Regions from separate parts of the Homo sapiens genome. Here regions 1 and 3 are each linked to region 2. The links are chromatin loops, found by intact Hi-C in ENCODE. Cell type or tissue: Caco-2. All regions are shown on one strand.

What was found. Hi-C counts contacts between places; a loop is a spot of excess contacts. Peaks named below come from ENCODE experiments on the same cell type or tissue, not always from the same donor. Only the 100,000 strongest peaks of a DNase experiment are listed, where the experiment ranks them.
Region 1: it touches region 2 in a loop (3-fold over the local background); 3 of 110 quality-filtered maps call a loop at or near these places.
Region 3: it touches region 2 in a loop (5-fold over the local background); 2 of 110 quality-filtered maps call a loop at or near these places.

Annotation. Positions count from the first base shown.
Region 1 is chr3:60,837,662-60,845,661 of GRCh38, reverse strand. All of the region lies in intron 3 of FHIT (fragile histidine triad diadenosine triphosphatase), which reads left to right. Among named protein-coding and RNA genes, the nearest start is that of MIR548BB, 220 kb to the right of the region's middle. In Caco-2, no CTCF peak of the experiment used is centred here; a DNase peak (open chromatin) is centred at 4,031.
Region 2 is chr3:61,368,201-61,376,200 of GRCh38, reverse strand. All of the region lies in intron 3 of LOC105377114 (a long non-coding RNA gene), which reads left to right. Among named protein-coding and RNA genes, the nearest start is that of FHIT, 120 kb to the right of the region's middle. In Caco-2, a CTCF peak has its summit at 4,865 (motif pointing right); no DNase peak of the experiment used is centred here.
Region 3 is chr3:61,167,986-61,175,985 of GRCh38, reverse strand. The region is part of intron 2 of FHIT (fragile histidine triad diadenosine triphosphatase); the gene reads left to right. Among named protein-coding and RNA genes, the nearest start is that of FHIT, 79 kb to the left of the region's middle. RefSeq lists an enhancer at 2,087-2,196. In Caco-2, no CTCF peak of the experiment used is centred here; DNase peaks (open chromatin) are centred at 3,075 and 7,465.

The DNA of each region.
Region 1 (8,000 bases), 530 kb after region 2:
CAGCATCAGAATTGGAGGATATTTGTATAACCTAAATAAATTCTGGGGCCCCATGTGGTTCAATCTTAAGATAGCATCGCAAGTGAAATAATTAAAAAATAAATCTAAATTTTATTTTTACCTCTCCAAGAATTTTGAAAACTATTTTATGCATTACACATGGCAACTGTCCTTAAAATTCCCTGTTATCTTTTTTCTTCCTGGTGATCTTTCTCTCTGTGCTCTGCTCAGAAGCCAGACGTTGTCTCTCTCTTAATCATTTACCCTTAAGTAGCTATGGTAGTTCTATTAAGTCTGCAGCCTTAGTTTTTTGGTTTTTTTTTTTGTTTGTTTGTTTGTTTTTAGTTTACTCCTACCTTTCTAATTATTTTTTTCTTATTGTTCACATAATTCTGCATCACAAAAAAAATTTTATTTTTTAAGAAAGTGGATTAAGGGGAAAGGCTAAAAAAATTAATTTGTGGGGAAATGGAAAGCTTGGAACACTAACATTTTTACAAAATTTGCCCTTAATATATTTAAACATTGATTAAATACAATTCTTATTAAATTCATTGTTAGAACCAAGCTTGGAGTAAAGAATTATGAATTCCTTTGAAAATAAACTTCATATTCAGAATGAATTTAATAAATAGAAGTAGTAGAAGCCAAAAATAATGGGATTTATTAATTTAGAACAAATCTAGAGTAGACTATCAGAAAAAATCCAGCAGATCACATGATTGTAACATAGTTAGTGAATAAATATGCACCCTCAGGGAAAATGATCAGGGGGTCATAGGGGACCAAGAATAATAAGGCAGCTATGTAGCGCTAATGAAGAGCAAGCTGAATTCAGAAATAAATCAAGAAAATGAAAAACATTTTCTTTACTTCATATTAAACCTGTATAGACATTTCTAGTTCTTGTCCTGATTTGAAAGGGATTCAGAAAAATTTCAAGTAAGTTTGGAAGATTGTCACAAATATGATTAATTACATATGAAAGGAAAAAGCCAAAGTGTGATTTTTATGAGAAGAAAACCATTAGCTACCTTTGCACTTTCACTTGTGGCATTAAGAAAGAATTGATTTATATAATAGTGAAGCATATTTGGTTAGTCATTGGGGAAAATTATCACATGAAATTAAGTGGCAGAAATTTTTTTTTAAAAAAATAGAAAATGTGTTGAATCACATTCTGGGGAAGTCTTAGGAAACAGGTTTTATCATCGGGCCTTTACAACTGTGGAGGCAGGAAAAAGAATGCTGTGGGTTTATGTGTGTAGGGTTTTTTCCTGCCCTAGAGTCAATGATTTTATGAAATACCTAAGAAAATCTATTCCCCAGGATTGCACAAAATGCCTTCATTCCTCTTGTTGATATACATGATTTATTTCTTGTTTCTGGAACTTACTACTTCTGCTTTTCACCAAAATTTTAATCGGTTACCTAATCAATAAACTTTTCTCCTGTTTGTCTCATTTAACATTTGTCCAAATCAGAATGGGTGAATAAGATTCTACTAAACACTATAGTATGCCTTTGTATTATTTATAAGGTATTTGCTAAGCTCTGTATTTCCTTGGAGAGAGTTAACTTTTTCCAACAAAATTATATTAAATCATAAGTGCTCTTGCCCTATTTTGAAATCAGTGGCATGTCTTTAAGATATATATCCAAGCTCTATTTTTCACTGCTATTTCTCCCTCTTGATTACCAGAAATACATACATGCGTGCTTGCCTTACCCCTAGAGTGTCAGGATTGAGGTAGCCTGTAAATTAACTTTATTTCTTAGAAATATGCAGCAATCATATACTCTACCCAGAGCCCACCTATAGTTACCTGCGTTGGACAAGAAGAGAAGGATGAACACTAGGTCATTCTCTCCTGCTTATCATGGTGTGCTCGTGTCTTTCATTAACACAGAGAAAAAGAAATTCATGATAGGCTTTCCTTCATTTCATTTCAAACAAGTATAGGATTTTTACTATGCTTGCAAGAAATTATATTTGGAGAAGCAGCCTGTGATATCAATAGGTAAGTTTTCTAGTTATCCAGGTGTCCCTGCTGTTAGCCTTTTAAATTTCACTTTGGGAGCAAATGCTCAAAAGTTTCAAAATCCAGCACAAGAACACATAGACTGAAGGAATGTTCTTCTGGTTGCTTTAGAGGGCAAAGTATTTCCAAGACATGCAAGGCTCTTTTGGTTAGGATCATAGAAATGATAATTTTGTCTCTAGGTGGCATTTATAAGAAACTATTTATAGTGGTGGAAGTCTCTCTCTGACTGTGTTTTTATTTAGCATTTTTCTAAAAGATAGATTTGTATCTTGATATTATTGGAACATAATAAGGTACTTATTTCACTTCTCTTTTGTGAGAAAAAAACCTGTCGTATGAGACTTTCCAGCCTCTGGAACCACCTGAATGCCTCGGTCAGCTTCATTTCAGCCCCAAAGTCAGAAAGAATTCTCTGTGGTTCTCCTTTTTAGCTTGTGGTTCCCAGTCCTAACTCACCTTCACATTGCCTGGGGAGTTTTTAAACTCCATTCCTACGTGAATTTTAAACTGTATTCCTTTCTTTCTTACTTTCTGCAGACAGACCTGATGCACAGCCTGCTGTGGAATGCCTCACCACAGGACACTCAGATGCAAATAAATCTTTGGTATATCTATGATAGATTATATCTATCTGATATATCAGAAAGATGCCTGGTAGATTTGACCAGTCTGGAGATAAGAATAGTGGGGAACCCTAAGTACTTAATAGCACCCCTGACAATTTTAAGGGGTACTTCTATAAAGAACCATGTCTTCCCAGCTGGGATGGATAGCACAGTAGTACGGGTGATCCTCTGCTCCTAAACCACAGGACTGTGTGTAAAATCCTTTGGATAGCTTAAGCTAATGATTTCTCCTTTAGATATCTTGCCCACATTAACTTGAATGATCACACCTTAATCTTATGTGGACTTTCATTTTTTAAAGGCCTGTCTCCTTTGCCTAGCAAGGGAAAAAAAAAAAAAAAAAAATATATATATATATATACACTCATATATATATGTATATATATATACACTCATTTAATTTCTCTAGGTTCTTTAATAAGCTTAAGTAACTTTCTTATCTGCTATTTGAATATCAAAGATGTTTTAAATATAAAAAATATCACATATACCTTGCGAAGAAGCCTATGGGTCCTTGGCTGCCTAGTTGATAAAATATCTCAGGTTATGAAAAGTGTTAGCAATGAGTGAATGAAAGAGCATGTTTTAGGGTGTCATTTGGGCTAAGCTAGAAAAGAAGTCACACTCTGAGTTCTTTTTTTTTTTCTGGTGGGAGATCAATACTGTCTAGACATGGTCTCATTAGGAGTTTACATTGACTAAGGCAGACTCGGATAACAGTGGGACTGTTGGTGAGATATTTGTGTTGCTCATTACTACAGAGAACTCCAGATTCACTGGTGTCAATTCTGTGCATTCCAGCATCCTTCTACTCAACTGTAGGGTTATCCGTGAGGGCAGGATATGCCCACCCATGACTTTGTCAAGATTCTGAAGCCTAGAAGTTTTGGGAACTACTCTCTAGGATGTCCTAACATGCTTGATGACAGTTGTGTAGGCCCTCGGAGCGTCCTTGGAGCACTGGAATTCCCTATGGTCTTCCAAACATAAAACCAGAGATGTAGTTCGATTCACATCTAAAGGCCTCAGCCCATCCCTGAGAGCCAGAAACTTTCCTGACATACAGCCTGCCTATTAATTTCTGCAAATAACATCTTCATGTATGGAAATATCAGAAATTTTTTTTTAATATTTAGTAGCCTTCTCAGTTCTAAGACATTTTTGTCCATTTGTATATATTTTTTTAAATTGAGGAACTTTATGATTCCTCACCTAGGACCAGAACTTAAAAGCCCTGCATCCTTTCCCTTAGGCATTCAGACTGCTAGATATGCTGCTCTGCATGGAATTTTAAATCCTTCATTTGCGGTTTCTTGTTGGCATTTTGCAAGGGACTGAAGCAATGTCTGAGCCACTAGAGGCCAGAGGTGGCCCAGCCCAACCAGGTTTCTGACAGTAAAATAAATATCTGTTATTTGTCCAGTGTCTTCACTTTTCAACTTTGGGCAAGATAAGCATAGACATTGAGAAATAATGCTGTTTATACAAAGGATTGCTCATGATAAAAGATCTCTTTCTGGGAATTTAAGTTTTCCGGTACATTAGCATTATTGATTATTTATTCTCTTTCCACATAGTCTACAGATGATTTTAGAATCCCAAGACTATTATTCTCCCTTGTCTAGTGTAATTACCAGAACAGGGAATAATCTAATTAAAAGACAACAAGGATGGGTTCTAATTGTTCTAATAAATTATGTTAACACACAGTGCATGCCGTTACTTTTCAACAGGAATTTATTTAACACATTGACAGCTTGTCCTTTACTGCCACAATCTTAGATTCCATTTCTTCTAAACAAGACAACTTACAATAGGGTAGTTAAATATTCAGAAATCTGTTGGATTGGTAAGAGAATCTAAAGATCTATGTGGTAAATACAGATGAAGAATTGGATTTTGGGTTCTCCAGATAAAATAATGACCCGAAACAGAAGAGGAGAAAATAAAGAGGAATAGAGTCTAAAGTAAAAATCAAAAACAGACTGTTGTAATAAGCTAATAAACTTTTCATTTGCTTTTCTATTATCAAGCAAAATGTACATGATAAGATGATACTAACTCATATAATTGCATTTGCTTAATTTTAGACATTTTACACAAATCTGTTAGACACCACATTGAAAACTGCATATATGAGATGGTGCCTTCAATAAAGTCATGTCATGATATGGGCAAAACTTCATTCATTACTGATAGGCCATATGTTTTTAACAGAAAACGTCAGTCTCCTTGCTTATTTGAACATAATTCAGATATAATTTGTCACATAATTATAAGAGAAAGCCCTCAAGGCAATACAGAAAAAGAAGAATGTGGGGAGAAAATAAAATCTATGTAGAGAATGAAGGAAAGTGTACAATCAATTCTAAATAAACACAGACACTCTTTACCTATTTCAGACAAGCAGATTCCCAGGTTGGCTTGTGTTATTGTCCTTGATATAAAAACCTTTGACATTTAATTAACAAGTTTACAGGTAAGTAGGGATCTTTCTCACAAGGAAAACTGGGGACTTTGTAGGAATAACTTTTCACCTCTGCAGAATTGATTCATTCACATGTCAAGTTCATCGCAGAATATGGGGCTGGCAAACATGCGGACTGTAGTTCATATTCTTAAAGCCCACTTATTTTAGAACAGCAGTCATAGAGAGAAAACAAAAAACAAAAGATACATCATGAAAGATGTGAAAATTAGAAGAAAAATCATCTTTATTAGCAAAGGAATGCCTCCCAATTTCCTCCCTATCTGCATATATCCTGGCCTGCCTGGGTGAGGATTTTTGGCTCCTTCCTCGCTGTCTATTGTATTCTAGTTCACACCTTCATTTCTGATGGGCCACTTTCATGCTTGTTTTTCTGTTTTTAAAAATGTGTCATTTCTTTCAAGGCCTTTAGGCTCTGAAGATATCTTTCCTCTAAAGAGGACTGAGTGCTAGAGAGCTCCTCACGGAGCTGAAGGACCCTCGCCACCGGGTCTAAATAAGATCAAGTCCCCTCTGAGAGGCAGCATGAAGGTGGCATGCAGTTTTAAAAAAAAAATAGTTGGACTGTAAAGGAAATAAAGACGTAGTTAAATAAGCCCTTATGTTATCACATAGACACTTTTTATTCTTCTGTTTATTTTTTTCTGTGTTTTTCTGAAACTACTTTTCACCAGAAGTGCGATAGCAGTTATGTAAATGCAGAAATCTATTCCATTTCATGTCTAGAGCCAACTCTAGATGCTTCTAAGGGGGTGGGGTGAGCTATGTGGCTGGGCAGAGGGTCAGCATAATAAACGGGAGAGGGAGAGGGACAACAAATGAGCTGCAGTCCCTAGAGGTCTTTGGGGACTGGGCATTTCTGGGGCATCGAATGTGAACTTGACATACTGTATGTAAATCTGATTTTTTTTTCTCAGCCACTGTCATTGGAAAATTTTCATTTAGTAAATAATGCAAAATATACATTAAGAAATGTTAATGTTTTGACAGACACTGACAAATGCCAGGGAATCAGAAGCAACAGGAAAGCTGAAGCACTTCACTGAATGTGCTGCCATCTAGCCATGATCTCATTGCATGCTGCTTCACTCACTGGTCACAGAGACACTGAAGTCATTCGGCAGGCAGGATGGAGTGTGTGTAAAATGGAGTGTAGAAGGCAGGGAATCGGCTGAGTCTTTTACTTTTATTGGCCATTAACACATCCTACCAGTCCATAAACTAAATTTTGATACGTATTAGACTAAAGATAATGTTAATAATTCATGGAAAAGCTACTTTAAAAAGAGTGTTATAGTAGCAATCATTGCTTTAAATATTACACTCACCATTTTCGTCTGTTCGGTAGCTCCTCGTGGTACACAGGATAAAGTTTACTCCTTAGTAGAGGATGAGGCCCTCTAGCCCAGCATCCTTCCCTTAGCTGTCTTTTCTACTGCATCTCTTGCTTGTTCCAATGGGTGTTCTATACCTCAGCCAGGCATTCAGTCTCACAGATTCTCAAATGTACCATCTTTTCCGCTTTTCTCAGGGCTTTCGTGCTGGGTTCCCCTTCACCCAGGAAGTCCTTTTACTACCTAACTTTCAGAACCTGGTTCACACATCTCTGAGAAGTTTTCACTGATTCTCTCAAGCAGTGCTGATTCTCTCTGTGTGTCAGCATCGTGACAAGTACATACCTGCATTTTTGCACTTATCACACATTATTGTAATTATTTTTCACATGTTTATTTTTTCTGCCAGAATCAGTTTCTTGTAGCCTGGTGACATTTAAATTCGATAGGATCCGGTTTATTGTATATTTTTTTAGCTCTTCCTACATGTATTATTTTTGAGTTTCTGCTGAGACTCAGGAACTTAAAGCTTTCAAAGTCCTGAATGCAGATAACAATCAACAGTCAAGCCAGTATCCTATTGCCTGTGAAAATATCCTCAGGAATAAAGGGGAAGTAAAAATATTATCAGATGAAGGAAAACTAAGAGAATTTGTGTTTTTTGTTTGTTTGTTTGTTTGTTTTTGTTTTTGTTTTTGAGACGGAGTCTTGCTCTGTCGCCCAGGCTGGAGTGCGGTGGCGCGATCTCGACTCACTGCAAGCTCTGCCTCCCGGGTTCAAGCGATTCTCCTGCCTCAGCCTCCTGAGTCGCTGGGACTACAGGCGCCCACCACCACGCCCGGCTAATTTTTTGTATTTTAGTAGAGACGGGTTTCACCGTGTTGCCCAGGTTCGTCGCGAACTCCTGAGCTCAGGCAATCCGCCTGCCTCGGCTTCCCAAAGTGCTGGGATTACAGGCGTGAGCCACCACGCCCAGCCGGAAAACTAAAAGAATTTGCATAATTGCATCACTGCACTCTCCAGCCTGGATGACACGGTGAGACTCTGCCTCGAAAGAAAAGAAAAGAGTTATCTAATTGGAAAGAAGACAATTAAAAATGGATCTCTTCAACATCAGAAAGGAAGAAAAAAACATAGCAAAAACATTTGTACTCTTGAGAGCTCTAATTGTGTTTGAAGTTTGAAGCAAAAATTGCAATATTCTGATGTGGATGTAAATGCATGTAAAGGAAGTATTTAAAATAATTATATTATAAATGGGGAAGATAAAGGGATGCAAAGTGCGGAGATAGGGTTTCTATATGTTACTCAAACTGGTAAAATGATGACACCAGTAAACTGTTTAGTTATAAATATATAAAGTAATACCTAGAGAAACCTTTAAAAAATTATATACAGAAATGCACTGAAAGACACTTTAGATAAATCAAAACAGAATTCCAAAAAGTGTTCAAATAGCTTATAAGAAGTCTGGGCAAAGAAAACAGAAAACCACAAAGAGAACAAA
Region 2 (8,000 bases):
GGATTACAGGCCAGCACCACCATGCCTGGCTATTTTTTTCTGTATTTTTAGTAAAGATGGGGTTTCGCCATGTTGTCCATGATGGTCTTGAACTCCTGGGCTCAAGAGATCCACCCACCTCGGCCTCCCAAAGTGCTGGGATTATAGGCGTGAGCCACTGCACCCAGCCTATAGCATAATGTTTTTGTAAAAGTTCTATAAGTTGTAGAAACTGAAATTCCAACTAATGTATTGTTCTAACATAATAGAAAGATTTTATTTTATTTTATTTTATTTACATATTTTTGAGACAGAGTCTTGCTTTGTCACGACCAGGCTGGAGTGCAGTGATGCGATCTCAGCTCACTGCAACCTTCTCCTTGTGGGTTTAAGTGATTCTCAGGCTGACTCCTGAGTACAGGCGTGCACCACCACACCTGGCTAATTTTTGTATTTTTAGTAGAGACGGGGTTTCACCATGTTAGCCAGGCTGGTTTTGAACTCCTGACTTCAAGTGATCCCCCTGCCTAGACCTCCTAAACTGTTGGGATTACAGGCGTGAGCCACGGCGCCTGGCAATAGAAAGATTTTAGTGTCCACTTGTGTGTGTGTGCATCCTTTAAAAATCAATAGATATATAGAATGCTCTTATTAGAAAACATCTGCACTATACTTTAATAACTAATTAATTGGTCTTCCATTCTTAGGGATTTATGCTCTGCATGAACAGATCCGAGGAGACCAGTTACAATTATTGTACAAACTAAGGCCAAATTAGGCAGTAGACTCTCCTGATGTTCTAATATTTTGAAATGTAGAAGGAACTGTTTGAATGCCTAATAAGGCTTTTACAAATTTTGGGACTTCATGATCAAAGCAAACTACAATTAATACTCATGGAAGATTAACTAAGAGAAAAATGCAAAGGTGAATCAATATCCTTGAGAGAAGACTGAGAAATAGAGCAAGCCAGCAAGGGTTTTAGAGCCTACAGGATTCCTCTTTTCAAATAGTAATTATATATATATTCAAACATTCTCTCTCTTTCCCCCTCTCTCTCTCTCTCTCCACACACACACACACACACACACACACACACACACACACACACACTCTCACAACTCTGCAAGATACTCTTGTTATCCTCCTATTTCATGGATATAGAAGCTGAGGCTTAGAGAGATTATGTTGTTCAACTCAGGACACCATGTCCGTGAGTGGAGGGTCCATTATTTAAATATAGATATGGCCAACTCTATAGCCCATGCTTTTATTCACTCCTATTCACAGCAGTATTTCTTGAAGTATGAATTATGCCACCTGCATCCAAATAGCAGGGGAAGCTTGTCAAGTATTCATTCCCAGGTGCCCAGTGCAGCTGGAGTTTCTGAAGTTGGAGCTTATGAGTCTCCATGTTTCTTAAGGGCTCTGAAGGTTGAGAAAAACCGCTTCGGTTTTGCTGTCATGATTTTGAATAGGAGTGGGACATTTTGTCCAAACCCAACTTAGCAAGTACCAAGTTTACTCAAGTATCAAATAATAGAAGAGAATAATGCTCCTTAAGTGTGTACATGCTGTTGTTGTCGCACACAATTCCTCTCCCATTCACTAGCATTTTACCTGAGATTTTCAAGAGTGTAGATGTTTTCTAACCATTTTCAAGCTGTTGAGTGCAGTATACACAAAGGAAACATTGAGTTTGTTTAAATAAACATTTGTAACTCCCAAGAAGAGTATGTGCCTATTGATTGTTTCCACTACATTCTAAATATTAAGTTGAAGCAATACATTAATCAGAGGGACCATTATTCTGCCTACGCTGTTCTCTGTATCAAACCCCTTGAGACTGGTTGAAATACCAAATATGATGTGGCATGTGTTTCTTCAGTAAAAGATAGAAGACAAAAAACGATGTGAAAACAATCAAATAATATGTAACGGCTGATTCTTTCAGCCTTAATGAAGTTATTAGGATGTTTCCTTCTCCAAAGCCTTACTTTCTTTAAAAAAATGAAAGGAAGATGGGAAAGGGGTAAATAGAGGTTGTTAAAGCTTAAACTTTGCATTTTCTCCCCTCTCAGTTTTTAGAAACAATATTGAAAATTTGAAAATTTCTTGGTACAGGGACAGAAAAACAACAGTAAATAATTAAGAAGCTGAGTCATTAGGGATGTGAAGTGCAGTCAGACTTGGGTTTGAGGCCAGCTCTTCTACTGAGCATTAGGATCTTCGGTGAGTTCCTTATCATCTCTCTTCAGTTTCCTCCTCCTTAAGTATAATAAGAATGGGACTTATTTCATGGGGCTCAGAATCCCCTTTACATGAAATAATTGCATGCGCGATGGATAGTACAGTGCCTGGAACATAGTAAGCATATAAAAGTCATTAGCTATTATTGTAACTGCTATTGTCTGTTTCTTCTATGATACTTACCATTTATGTTGAATGAAAACTTCCTTTAATAGAAACTAAATATGAAATGTACTATTAGAAATTTCGTGAGTTCAGGAACTTATGAAATAAAAATAACAAGAGGCCATTTAACAACATTTCCAGGCTTGTGTGATTTTAAGGGATCTGCTGCGCCAGGTGTATGCTGCCTTAAACAAGTTCCTTATTGTTTCCTGGATTGTGCTGCTGTAAAGGTTTCTTCTGTTTTCTTCCAGAGCCAGAGTTGCTGGTTTCTTTTCTGTACATTAGCAACTCCCACACCGCTCAGATATAAGGTTTGAGAACCAAAAATAAAGTTGTCTTGTGATACCGAGGAAAAGTTGATAGAAATGAGGTTAGCTTGTCAGTCTGGTATGTTTTCTGAAGATCTCTTCATTCTAGTTCTATTACTATGTGCGGAATTACCATAGTGATTTTTTTCTCTACTAAAAATAAAATTTCCTCCTATATATAGAATGTGTGTTTAGTACAGAAGAATTGAAAAAAATAGAAAAGTAGAAATATGAAAACGAATACTTTCTAATTCTAACAAAAATTAGAGTTAACACTTTGGATTGCTTCATTATAGACTTATTTTTTCTTCCATGGAGATATATATATATATATCTCCATGGAAGAAATACATATATATGTATATATTTCTCATTAACAAGCAAAACTGTGTATAGAGATTTGTATCTGTCTTTTCTCCCTAAGGTATCTTCATAGATATCTCCTATCATAGTATATTTTCCCAATTTAGTTTCTTTTTATTGACATGAAAAATATTTTTAAAGACAGGTCTACCACTCAGGTGTGATTATATTATATTTTAGACATAATTTTTTACTAATTCACTTAGTCATCAAATTTTTATAATGCACTTACTACTCAAAAAGCACTAGACCGTAACTTTTTGTGGACAGGAACTTTGGTCATGTCCACCTCTATCTCCAGTTTCTAGTACTGTGCCTGGGAGGTAGAGATGTGCAGCAGATGTTATTGAACAAATGATTATTGAGTAAACACTTGTTAGTATATCCCTTACCTCAACTAGGGGTTGAAGTTTTCAAAAAAGTCACACTGCTGTCACGAAAGTGTATCTGAGCCAACTCTGTGTTGGATTCTGAAGTGTGGGGGTGACAGGCTTGACTCAGTGAATAGCTTTTTTTTTGTTCCAAGGTCTGGGGGAAAGGAGATCCAGACTCAACTTGTTTTATGGTTTTTAAAATGGAAAAAAAGGATCTTTGCCGATGGCATTTGTGTGTATTTGTGCGCGTGTTTGTGTGTGTGTGTGTGTGTGCACATGGATGTATATAAAAATATACTTTCAAGGCCTGACCCCATGGCACACACCTGTTATCTCAGCACTTTGGGAAGCCAAGGAGGGCAGATTGCTTGAGTTAAGGCTCAGGCATTTGAGACCAGCCTGGGCAACATGGAGAAACGTCGCCTCTACTAAAAATACAAAAAAGTAACTGGGCTTGGTGGCACACGCCTGTAGTACCAGCTACTTGGGAGGCTGAGGTGGGAGTATGGCTTGAGCCTGGGAGGTCGAGGCTGAGTGAGCTGAGATCACACTGCTGTACTCCCGCCTCGGCAACAGAGTGAGACTCTGCCTCAAAAAAACAAAACAAAACAAAACAAAACAAAACAAAACAAAACAAAACAAGTTCTTTCAAAGAAGCTCTTCACATACATATTTATTTTTTGAACAGAAGTATATTTGCATTTGGTCTGCTGAGACCTCTCAAATTACTTCCATAACCTCCCCTCAATGTTCCATCGGTCTTCCAAATACTAAGAACACAGCACTCTCATAGCAAAATGCTTCATAGGTCAACTCAAGCTGGAGCTAGGCAGAAAGTGGTTTCCAATCTGAAAAGGTAATTTCCTTTCTAAGATTTAAGATTAAAAAATAATTGAGGCCCAGGAAGATGGTCTGTCCTATAAGAAAAATGACTTCTTCCCTCGTGACACTTTCTTGTTGGAGGTGAGTTCAGAGTAGAAGTTGGCTGGGAATGTGTGTAGCCTGAGCAGATGGAAGTGGGGGTATGGAGTGGGACCCAATTCCAAACTCATTTAGGTCAACTCATTGAAACAATCATAATCTGTAGGAAGTCCTACAGCACAGACTCTGGCAATATTTCCATGCCCTTGGTCTCATCCCTGTGCCTGTAAAATATACTTATTATGCTATGACTTTTCTGTCTGTGTAACAGGGATGGACATACTTGTAATGTTTCTTTGTTACCTCCGTATTATATTGTTTTTAGGGTTAAATCCAGAAGGAGTAGTGCTGGCTCTCTTGGTTGGAGAAAAGTGCCTAACAGCCACTGCATTACTACTATTTTTAAAATGTTTGATATGTTTTTATCAAAGTAATATGCACACATGTTTAAAAAGCTGTACAGAAAGACTTGTCATGAATGCAGTTGTCCCCTGCTCTGTCCCCTCCCCACCACCAGAGGGAGACCCTTTTAACCATTTCTGTTTTCAAGTGATTACCTTAGTATCTCTAAATGATATTCATTTCCTACTATTTTTTAATTGTTCCAATTGCATTGTCAACTGCTGACTCCTCAGAAGGACCATCAGAAAAGCCTGTTGACCAAGCAAAGCTGAGTTTTTAGACTTATTCCAGTAGGGAGAACACGTTCATAGACTTCTAGTCGTGTCTCAGAAGGAAGAGGTCAGGGAAAGATATCTGTAGAGTTTAGGGTGATTTTTCAGGCTAGTCTTGCAAAGCAGAAACTGATTGGAATTGGGCTGAGGTTATGGCATACTAATTTTTGATTGGTGGGAAAAAGGTGAAACTTTGAACCAAATGTTGATGTTAGTTTTGATAAGTAAGCTATTTAATTAGTTGACAGTCTAATCTTCCAGGAGTAGTTATTCTTTGGAGCAAAGAACTGAGTAATTTATTGTTTTGTCCCAGTATTGTTTAGCATAGAAACAGAAGGCAAGTTTAGTATGCGTTCCTAGGACAGTGTTGAGTAACTTTTTGCTATGATCATGAAGATTGAATCAGATTATTATTATTATTTATTTTTTAGAGGCAGAATCTTGCTCTGCCACCCAGGCTGGAGTACAGTAGGGCAATCATAGCTTACTACAGCTACAAACTCCTGGGCTCAAGCGATACACCACCTCAGCCTCCTGAGTAGCTGGGACTACAGGCATGTACCATCATGCCCTGCTAATTTGAATTAGATGATTTATACCTCCCACCACTCCACTTCTTATTCTTCAAAACTAGCCCATTCCTTCAATGACCAACTCTACTCATGCAAGCTAGAAACTTAAGCTTCCTATTCTTTGCTCCATCACCACAGGTAGCATCTCTTTACCATCCCTTCCCTCAAGCCCCAGTTTTGTAGGATGGATTTGTTCTATGATTCTTGATGATAAGGAAACTCATATTTCTTTAGTTTGCCAAATTAAATAACATCTAACTCAGACCTCACCAGTCTACTTGGCATGATGCCTAATCAGAGTTATTTCGGGTACCCCCTCCCCTCAGGGCTGGAAAATGGTTCCAGGGACTTAATGAGTATTAAGAAAAATCAGGGTACTGGGCTTGATACCTGGGTGATGAAATAATATCCATGACAAATCTCTGTGACAAGTGTTTACCTATGTAACAAACCTTCATATGTACCCCCAAACCTAAACTAAAAGTTAAAATAAATAATTAATTAATTAAATTGATAAATAAATAAAAAGAAAACTCAATTAGTGGTGACTCTTTTTTTCTCTCTAATCTGGGTTCATTTCAGGGAGGTTGGTTCTGAAGCCCCTCTTTCTTCTCTTCCATGCCAGATGTGGCTGCTGGGACTTCATACCATCTTTTAACATTAAGCTTAGTGCTCAGTCCCCAGGGATTCACATACTTGCTCCATCAAAGCTCCTGTCAATCATAGGTAATGGGGCGTGCGTCTGCACTTTCACTGAGCCCTTTCATTCCCTGGTTTTGGGGTAATTCAGCTTTCTCTGGGTTCAGGTTATTTTCCATCACTTCAATTTTTGAGAACCTCCATCTCTGGCACTTCCAGTTCTAGCATTCTAATACATGTGGCAGTTAAGGCCACAGGCTCTGTTATCAGCCTTCCTGTGTTGAAATCATCATTTTCCCCAGACCTCTCTATGCCTTGGAGCTCCCTAAGCCTCAGTTTCCTGGCAAGTGAGAATGACAATAAATCCCTGCTGCATAAGGTTGTGGTGAGGAAGAAATAATGTAATTGTCATGAGGCATTCTTTGCACCATGCCTGGCACTTAGTAAACCTTCAGTAAAGGTCAACTATTCTTATAATTATTATATTGCTCTGTTATTTGAGGGATTTTTTTTTGTTTGAGATGGAGTCTCACTCTGTAACCCAGGCTGGAATCTCGCTCTGTAGCCCAGGTTGGAGTGCAGTGGCACAATCTTGGCTCATTGCAACTTCCAGCCTCTGGCTTCAAGGGATTTCCTCCTCATGCTCCTGAGTAGCTAGGACCACAGGTGCACATCGGGGTTTCACCACGTTGGCCAGGCTGGTCTTGAACTCCTGACCTCAGGTAATCTGCCTGCCTCGGCCTCCCAAAGTGCTGGGATTATAGGCTGAGCCACCATGCCTGGCCTAATTTGAGGTTTTTAAAAACAAAGTCTTCAAGTTTTCTCTGGGCAAGGGAAGCTCAGTACTCCAGTACATAAAGCCCTGGCTCCTTTCTAAGGAGGAGAAGAAAAGAATACGGTGAAAGTTAGGAAGAGATGATTTCTTAACCTGTTTACCCTGTCGCATTAGAAGCCTTGGCTTTATGATAGTACAGAGCTTCCCTAGATCAGGAGATGGCAAACTATAGCCTGCAGTGTTCCTTGTCTGATTTTACAAATATAGTTTTATTGGAACACAGCCACATCTGTTTAAGTTTTATTGTCGCTTAAAATCAGCTTTAGACTATGTAAATCTATGTATGACCCACAAACCTAAGATGCTTAATATCTGTTCCTTCAAGAAAATGTGTCTGGGCACAGTGGTCCATGCCTGTAATCCCAGCACTTTGAGAGGCTGAGGTGGGTGGATCAGGAGGTTAGGAGTTCAAGACCAGCCTGGCCAACATGGTGAAACCCTGTCTCTACCAAAAATACAAAAAAAAAAAAAAAAAAAAAATTAGCCAGGCACAGTGGTGGGCGCCTATAATCCCAGCTACTCTGGAGGCTGAGGCAGAAGAATTTCTTGAACCCAGGAGGCAGAGGTTGCAGTGAGTCGAGATCTTGACACTCCACTCTAGCCTGGGTGACAGAGGAAAACTTCGTCTCAGGAAAAAAAAAAAAAAGGAAAATGTTTGCTGATTCCTGGCTTAGACCATTTAGGTTGACTTAGAATTTAAGTTAAAGTACATTGAAGTTAAATGTGCATGGCTGAGTAGTGTGGGGTCAAGGAAACTACTCTGTGATGCTCAGCCTTCAAACAGAATGACATTGACAGGTCCTTCATGTTAACTGAGCAGGAAAGGCAAATAACTGAGTCAAGGAACATCCCCACTGCCTTCCATGTGTGCTGTAGCGGGCCTCCCAGAAGCTCCTTTGGATTCTGCCCTTACACATGGG
Region 3 (8,000 bases), 200 kb after region 2:
GCTACTGCTTTATCTGTCTACTTCCAAGGCATGTCAAAAGCCCACTAGTTTTGGAACTTAGATTAGTTATCCATTGTCTTAAGCTGTTTGTGCTGCTGTAGCAAAATATCACAGACTTGGTCATTTGTAAACCACAGAAATTTGTCACAGTTCTGGAGGCTGAGAAGTCCAAGATCAATGCACCAGTAGGACTGGTGTCTGTTGAGGGCTGCTCTCTAATTCCAAGATGGTGCTTTGTTGCTGCATCCTCTGGAGGGAAGTACACCATGTCCTCACATGGCAGGAGGGACACATGGGCAAGAGAGTACTCCTTTTGACCTCAAGCCCTTTTATAAGGGTGCTAATCCCAGTCATGAGAGCCTCGCCCTCATGACTTAATCGCTACCCAAGGGCCACATCTCCCAATACTGTTGCACTGGGGCTTAAGTTTCAACAATTTAATTAATTATTAATTAATTAAATTTAAGTTTGGAAGGGACACCATCATTCAAACCATAGCACCTATGTTGTAAGGTCAAGCTGAGTTGATAGTATATGTCATGTGTTCACTATTTAATGAAGACTTTCCTAGAGCTCAGTCTGGTGACTTTGATGGGGGAGGTGGTCAAGCTGGCATCTGGGTGGAAGATGGATGTTGAAAGTGGCAGAAATGGACAAAGGGATTTTAGGAGAGTTTGTGGTGGCTCGGGAGTATATTTTACCTATCTGGTATTTCTTCAGGAGAGAATACAGGTTTAAATTACTTGAACTACTGTTAATTATTTTTGGTTGCTTATTTTTGTTGTTTTTTGTTATTGTTTTTTAAATGTGTGCTTTGTGTGACAAACTGTGAGGTATTTATATGCATTTCTGCTTTTTTTTCCCTTCTGCCACAATAAGAGCATGTAAACCTTACCTTTGTCATGTTCTTTATTCTTTTCTTAACCTTTCGTGAGGGTTTCGCAGACGTCCTGTTAGGATCCAGGTCTTCTCTTCATTTAATAGATGAGGAAATGCAAACATAGGAAGATGTGCTTTGTGGTTTCCTCGAGATCATTGCATGCCATTCACCATGACTGGAACCCAGCTGACTGACTCCCATCTCTAAAGTTCTAGAAAGGCTGATGAATAGGACAGTTTGGATAATGGTACCCTCACAAGTATCCCATTGCAAGTATGTATTGTATAGAATTGCATGGTGACATCTTAATTGCCCATTTAATTTATGTAGCTACAACATTTTCAAGGCATTTGAAATATCAGAATAGCCTGAGAAATGTGTACAAATAATCTGCTGAAATTAATAAGTGGAAAAGATTTAAAGATATACTAGTGTCTTAACAACAATTGAAGACACAGATTGGCCTGGCTATAGCATGTGAAAAATACCTTTCTTACAGAAAATACATGCTGAATCAAGCATTTTCATTTGGAAGTTAATCAACAGTTGGGCCATAAAGATGGAATCATGAGGTCCCCCCCGCCCAGAGTAAACTCTGAATAGATCAAATTTGCCAACGCAGATGAACCATACAGATTTTGAAATCCTTTCCTGATGCTTTATATTTAATGACATGCCTATTTATTTAGAAATTTAAAATGATTATGCTTACTCACATAAATTATATCTGTAATTAAATGTCTCTTTCCTCAGCATTGCAGTATAATTGTTTTATCATGGTGGTTCTTGGTTTTGAGACTCTGTAAGAATTGTCAGTTGTTGCATTTACTTTAGACCATAAGCAATGGATGCAGATTTTATATGTAGTGCAAGATCTTGAGTTTCCTAATCAGTTTTTATGTTACTTAAGCAGAATAGAAAGCATAGCCATATGTAAAAACTGAGTCCATGTACTATAGGGGGAAGATGTATGTTGGTACCTTTCTAACACCTGCAGTTTCCATTATCCCTCTTCTGCAGCCAGGCTTTAGTAGTGGGATCCTCCCACACTCCCCTTAATATGAGTATCATGGGGTCCTTACATAAGTTCCCAATTACTGCAGGTCAAGATTCAATCAAAAGAGTTCTTTTTTCAATTGCAGTTCACTTAAATAAAGTAATCTCACATTCAAAGTCCAGAGTACTGCAGAGGGCATAGAGTGATAACAAACAGGATGACAAGTTAGAAGGGACATGCTGGCTGGGATGACTCAGTAGGTACTGGGCTTTAAGCAAAGAGTAGTGAAGATTTGATATTCAGACTGCTGTTAAGATGTGTGTATAAAGCTACTTCTCCTTAATCTGGCTGGGTGCCCAAACCTCCTGCTAGAAGAGTCACTTTTAAGTGTTAAATTTATCCCTCAATTTTCTTTTTTATAACCTAACAGTCTCTTTAGGTTCTCACAAAGTAGAGTGGTAGGAAATTTGTATTTTTTTCTATGAAACTTTCTTCCGCTGAAAGCTTGTTGGAAAATGAGAACTATGTTTTGCAAATAACCCCCAGAGTTTTGATGGACTGTATATGTATATTCTGTGAAATACAGTGAAATGCTATCCTTCAGAGATACCTCACAGTTCATACCACCAAAGACATCGAAAGCATTCTAACAATAATAAATACCACAGGTCTTTAGAAACAACACACACACATACAATGAGGTTATTTTTAGTTCTTAGGCAAGCACAGTGACTGTCAAATAAATTATACAGCACATTTTGGAGTGATAGATTAGTAAATTGTCGAATCTCCAAAATATAGCTGTTTGAGTTTTTTAAAAAGAGATTTTTTTTTTCTTTTCAGCAGCTCCAATGAGAAAATAACAAAAAGAGAAATGTTCATGGTTCCACACACGAAAGATGACAGGATGGATTATGAACTTCTAGGTTACATCTAGCTGCACATGTATTTTATTTGGTCTGTAAACTGTTTTTAAAAAATTAAAATATTAACATTTTTAAATCAAGGTATTTAAAATAAATTTAGCAGCTTCTGACATCCCTGGGAAGACATGGCAACATCTGGCCCTGTCTCCTCCATGGTAGTATTTCCTTGGAGCAGAATAGTTGCTGCCCTGTTTCATTGCAGGTGGAGGGGTAAAGGCTCACTTTGTTTTGGCTAGGCCTGCTTTACTCGTTTAGGATACCTGCCTGCCCCTGCTGGCCATTCTGACCCCTGACTAAGGAAAACCACAATAGCCTTCTGCAAATGTGTTCACAGCTGAGACAGGAAGAGGCTTAGTTTGTGTTGCAGAGAGAACTGGCATCAGTGGGGGCTCTCAGGGGTTGTGTGGGGGCAGTGAGGAGCATTCTAGGCACGTGGATTTAAGCTCCAGTGTCAGTGAATTTTAGACACAACTTCTCAGATCTGTAACTCACAGAAAGTGTTTGGACATAGTCACATAACCATCTATGAGGGAAAATGAAGAAGGGATTCCTTTATTATCTTAGTAACTGTATTTTATCTACTTTTTAGGAATTCTTCAATGCTTAGATTAAAATATTGTTTTAATTGGATAATACTATCACATAATTCAAAAGATGTTAAAAGATGCACAGTGGGATGTCAGTCTCCTTCCATTTCTGTCCCTCGTGCCTCAGCTCCCCTCTGGGCAGTAACCATTGTGTGTCTTTCTTGTGTGTCATTCCAGAGATGTTCTATGCATATGCACACTTATGTCCTTTTCCTTACATGAATAATAAGTCATTATATATGCTGTGCTGCCCTTGCATTTTTCCCCTTGCATATTTTAAGCTAAGTTTACATTAGAGATCACTGCATCTTGGTACATGAAAAATGACCTTGTTATTTTTAATGTCTTTATATATGCTCTTGCATAGTTGTGTCATGGTTTATTTAACCATTACTGTATTGAGTACATATACTATATATATAATTGAGATTGTTTTCTGTCTTCCAGTGATAAAATTCTATGTATTCACAATTTTCTTCTTTCTGCACCCTCTCCTTTTTCCCCATGACTTTGATTTTGCTCACAAAACAAAATGATTGACATGAAACTTTAGGTCCACCCCTAGGCAAAAAATGCAGCAACTTTGGTCACAACAAAATTTCTTTTCCCCCGTCCATCTCTATCAGCAAAACCACTACGTTTAGTTTCATAAAAAAGAGATGAATAAGGGAATATGCTAAAAATTCTGGCAGTAGTTATGTTTTCACACACTTCTGGATCCATGGTTTTCAAACTTTCATGTACATAAGAATTTTCTGGGGATCTTGGTACAATGTAGATTCAGCAGGTGGGGCCTGAGGGTCTGCATTTATAACAAGTGCCAGGTGATGCCCAGATTGCTGGGTTGGGCCACCACACTTTGAGTAAAAAGACTTGTGGAAATTTGTTGCCATTTCATTTTAATGTAGTGAGTGGTGATGTTTAGATTTCACAAATACCCATAATCATCCTGTTTCACAGGCTGGGAGTAGTGAGGTTGGTGGCCAATAGTGGTGTCTTTTGCTTATATGAAAGTTGAATAAATAGTCTATGTTTAGTTTCTGTTTTAGTGTATTTTATAAAATCCTTGATTTAGGTGTGTGATACACTTTAGTTGGTATATTTTCAAATTAATATTTTAGTCTATAAATTAAGATTATAGAGATAATGAAAGAGCTTCTGCATAACAAAAGGAACTATCAGCAGACTAAACAGACAACCTATAGAATGGAAGAACATTTTTGCGAACTATGCATTTGACAGAAGTCTAATATCCAGCATCTATAAGGAACTTAACAAATTTACAAGGAAAAAATGAACCCCATAAAAAAGTGGGCAAAGGACTTGATAGACACTTTTCAAAAGAAGACATACATGCGGCCAAAAATCGTGTGCAAAAAAGCTCAACATCACTGATCATTAGAGAAATGCAAATCAACACCGCAATGAGATACCATCTCACACCAGTCAGAATGGCTACTATTAACAAGCTAAAAAAGTAACAGACGCTAGTGAGGTTGTGGAGAAAAAAGAATGTTTATACACCTTTGGTGGGAGTGTAAATTAGTTCAACCATTATGGAAGATAGTGTAGTGATTCCTCAAAGACCTAAAGACAGAAATATCATTTGGTCCAGTAATCTGATAATCCCATTGGTATTTTTTGGGTATATAATACCAATGGGATTTTTTTGGGTATCTAATACCAGTGGGATTATGGAAAAATCTTGGCTATATACCTGAAGGAGTATAAATCATTGTGTTATAAACACACATGCATGCATATGTTCATTGCAACACTATTCACAATAGCAAAGATATGGAATCAACCTAAATGCCTATCAATGATAGACTGGGTAAAGAAAAGGTGGTACATATACACCATTAAATACTATGCAGCCAAAAAAAGAACAAGATCATGTCCTTTGCAGGAACACGGATGGAGATGGAGGCCATTATCCTTAGCAAACTAACACATGAACAGAAAACCAAATGCTGCATATTCTCATTTATAAGTGGGAGCAAAATGATGAGAACACATGGACACATAGAGGGGAACAACACACACTAGGGCCTATTGGAGGGTGGGAGAGAGGAGGGAGAGGATCAGGAAAAATAACTAATGGGTACTAGGTTTAACATGTGGGTAATGAAATAATCTGTACAACAAACCCTCATGACACATGTTTACCTCTGTAACAAGCCTGCATATGTACCCCTGAAGTTAAAATAAAGGTTAAAATAAAGATTACAGAGATAGAAATAACTTTAACTTCTCATTTTATTTGTTTTCTTTAAAGAGATTATTTACATATAGATTCATATGGGAATAAAATTTAATTGCAAAGTAAAACCAAGGTAATTTGACCAGGTTGTGGTGACTTAATTATCTCTTTTCAGTGGATTGTAAATTCCTTGAGGACAAGATTTATTGAATTGAATTGTCCTTTTATAAATTTGCTATTACCTATGATGAAGATTTTCTCCTTGCCCAAACTTTAATTATACTCCTCTGAGCCCTTTTCTCAACTAGCGACCTTGGCCCCAGACCTCATTCCTGTATTTGATCTTTCTAGCCTGGCTTTAGCAATAATCTTTTTAAGTGATAGCTGGTCACCGTGATGTCTAATCAAGTTTCTCACCCCACCCTTGATGTCTAAGTCATTGGCCTGCCTTTAGCAAGAATCCTGTTAGGAATTAATTTAGCAAGAATTCCCTTACTCCTCTTAGTAGTTTTCTACCCACTGAACCCCTTATCTGCTCTAACACTGGCTATAAATCCCTGACTATCTATCTTTGTTGTATTTGGAGTTGAACCTGATCTCTCTCCCCTGTTGCAATACTGCTATTGCAATAGTCCTTAATAAAGTCTTCCTTACCATTTTAACACATGTCAGAATAATTTTTGTTTAACATTTGTTTCTTGCCCCTCTGCACAATTTTTGTCTTGTATCATTTTAAAAGCAATAAAAGGGAACAAAGAAGTTCACTTCTCATCACATTTCATTTTTCTATATGATTTAAACTAACTTAATATTACTTCCAACTAAATTCATATTAAAGGTGAAATCACTCAAAATTTAAAGTTTTTAAAGATAGATTTTGAAATAAATCTGAATTCTTACTAATCTTTTGGGTCATTAAAATATAATTTTCAGTAAAAGGTAAAGTTATGACTCATATAGGTATAAAAATGAACACATGCTAAAGATTTTATTTTACTTATATGATTTGAGAGAACCAGGCAGATGTTATAACTGGCTCAAAGGAAAAGTCAAAATGGCACAAATTTATATGGACTAAAAGAGAGTTAAGATGAGTTGCAAATTGAGATAAAACTGTTTTCTCCACAGTAGGAAGTCAATTAAAATCACAGCCTGTAAGACAGAATTTATATATATCTATCAGTTATCTACAACTTACGAAGTGGTGCAAAATAGCTCAAAGACATTGTACAAGGCTAGAGTCAGACAGCTGGAAAGAGTGTGTTTATAGATGATGTGTAGGTTTTCGTTGAAATGTAATAATTTTTTTCCTTCAAGGTGGAGGCCATCTTTGACTTAGGTGTACGCCCTAAGTATTGACTTAGAATTTAACTTTGAAAAGTACAAAATAACCCACTAATTGGGGATGACCACACACAAGTAAATGGCAAAGACATAGAGATCAATATGTGTGCTACAAAACATGGGAAAAACTAGGGACATTTTATAACACATAGCTTCTGGCTTTCAACCTTGTAGCCTGAAGACTGAAAAGAAAAAGAAATACCTTTCCCTGTACTGGCAAATTTGAGCTTCATGGTGTGAGTTAACTATCCGCCCAGATCAGGTTGTTTGTAAGAATTCATTTTCATAATTGAGCGTATGCACTTGAACCAGAAAATATTTAGAGAAGACAATATAGTGGGAAATCAACAAAAACAGCTTGAAACCGTGCCTTGAACTAAATTCGCATTCTTCAGAAACCAAGTTGAGCCAGTGAATGCAGGAGTGGAGACATTGTGTGGCCTCCATTCTGAGAGTGCTGGTGGGAACACAGCATTGCTCAAGTTAAGACGTGATAAATCCCTGTCACAAGGTTGACTTGGGTCTTCCTCACTGGGACACAGGGCCAGAAAAATGAAACCTTCAGGTGAAATTGAGAAAGTTGTGCCTCAGGCAACTGCCATTAGGTTAAATTCTTTCAGGTGCATTTTATAGCCATTTTTTGCATACTTTTGTCACTCATTTTTGAAGTCACATTTCTGAGAGTGTTTGTTACTTTTATTTCTATGGATCCTTTTCTCTACCTCAGGGGTTAGCAAACTTCTTTTGTAAAGGGCCAGACAGTAAGTATTTTAGGCCTTGGGACCCTACTGATTCTTTCACAACTGCTCAACACCATCTTGCAATTTGAAAGCAGCTCTAGACAGTAGGTAAATGTGGCTGTGTACCAATGGCATTTTATTTATTGGTATGGAAATCTGAGTTTTATAAAACTTTCATGTGTCATGAAACATAATTCTTTTGAATTTTTTCAGTGCTTTTAAAATGTAAAAATCATTCTTAATTTGTGGTGGTATCAAGAGGCTGCTGTCCAAGTCTGGCCCTGTGGGCTGTGGTGTGCCAATTCTTGCTTTATAGAATGGAT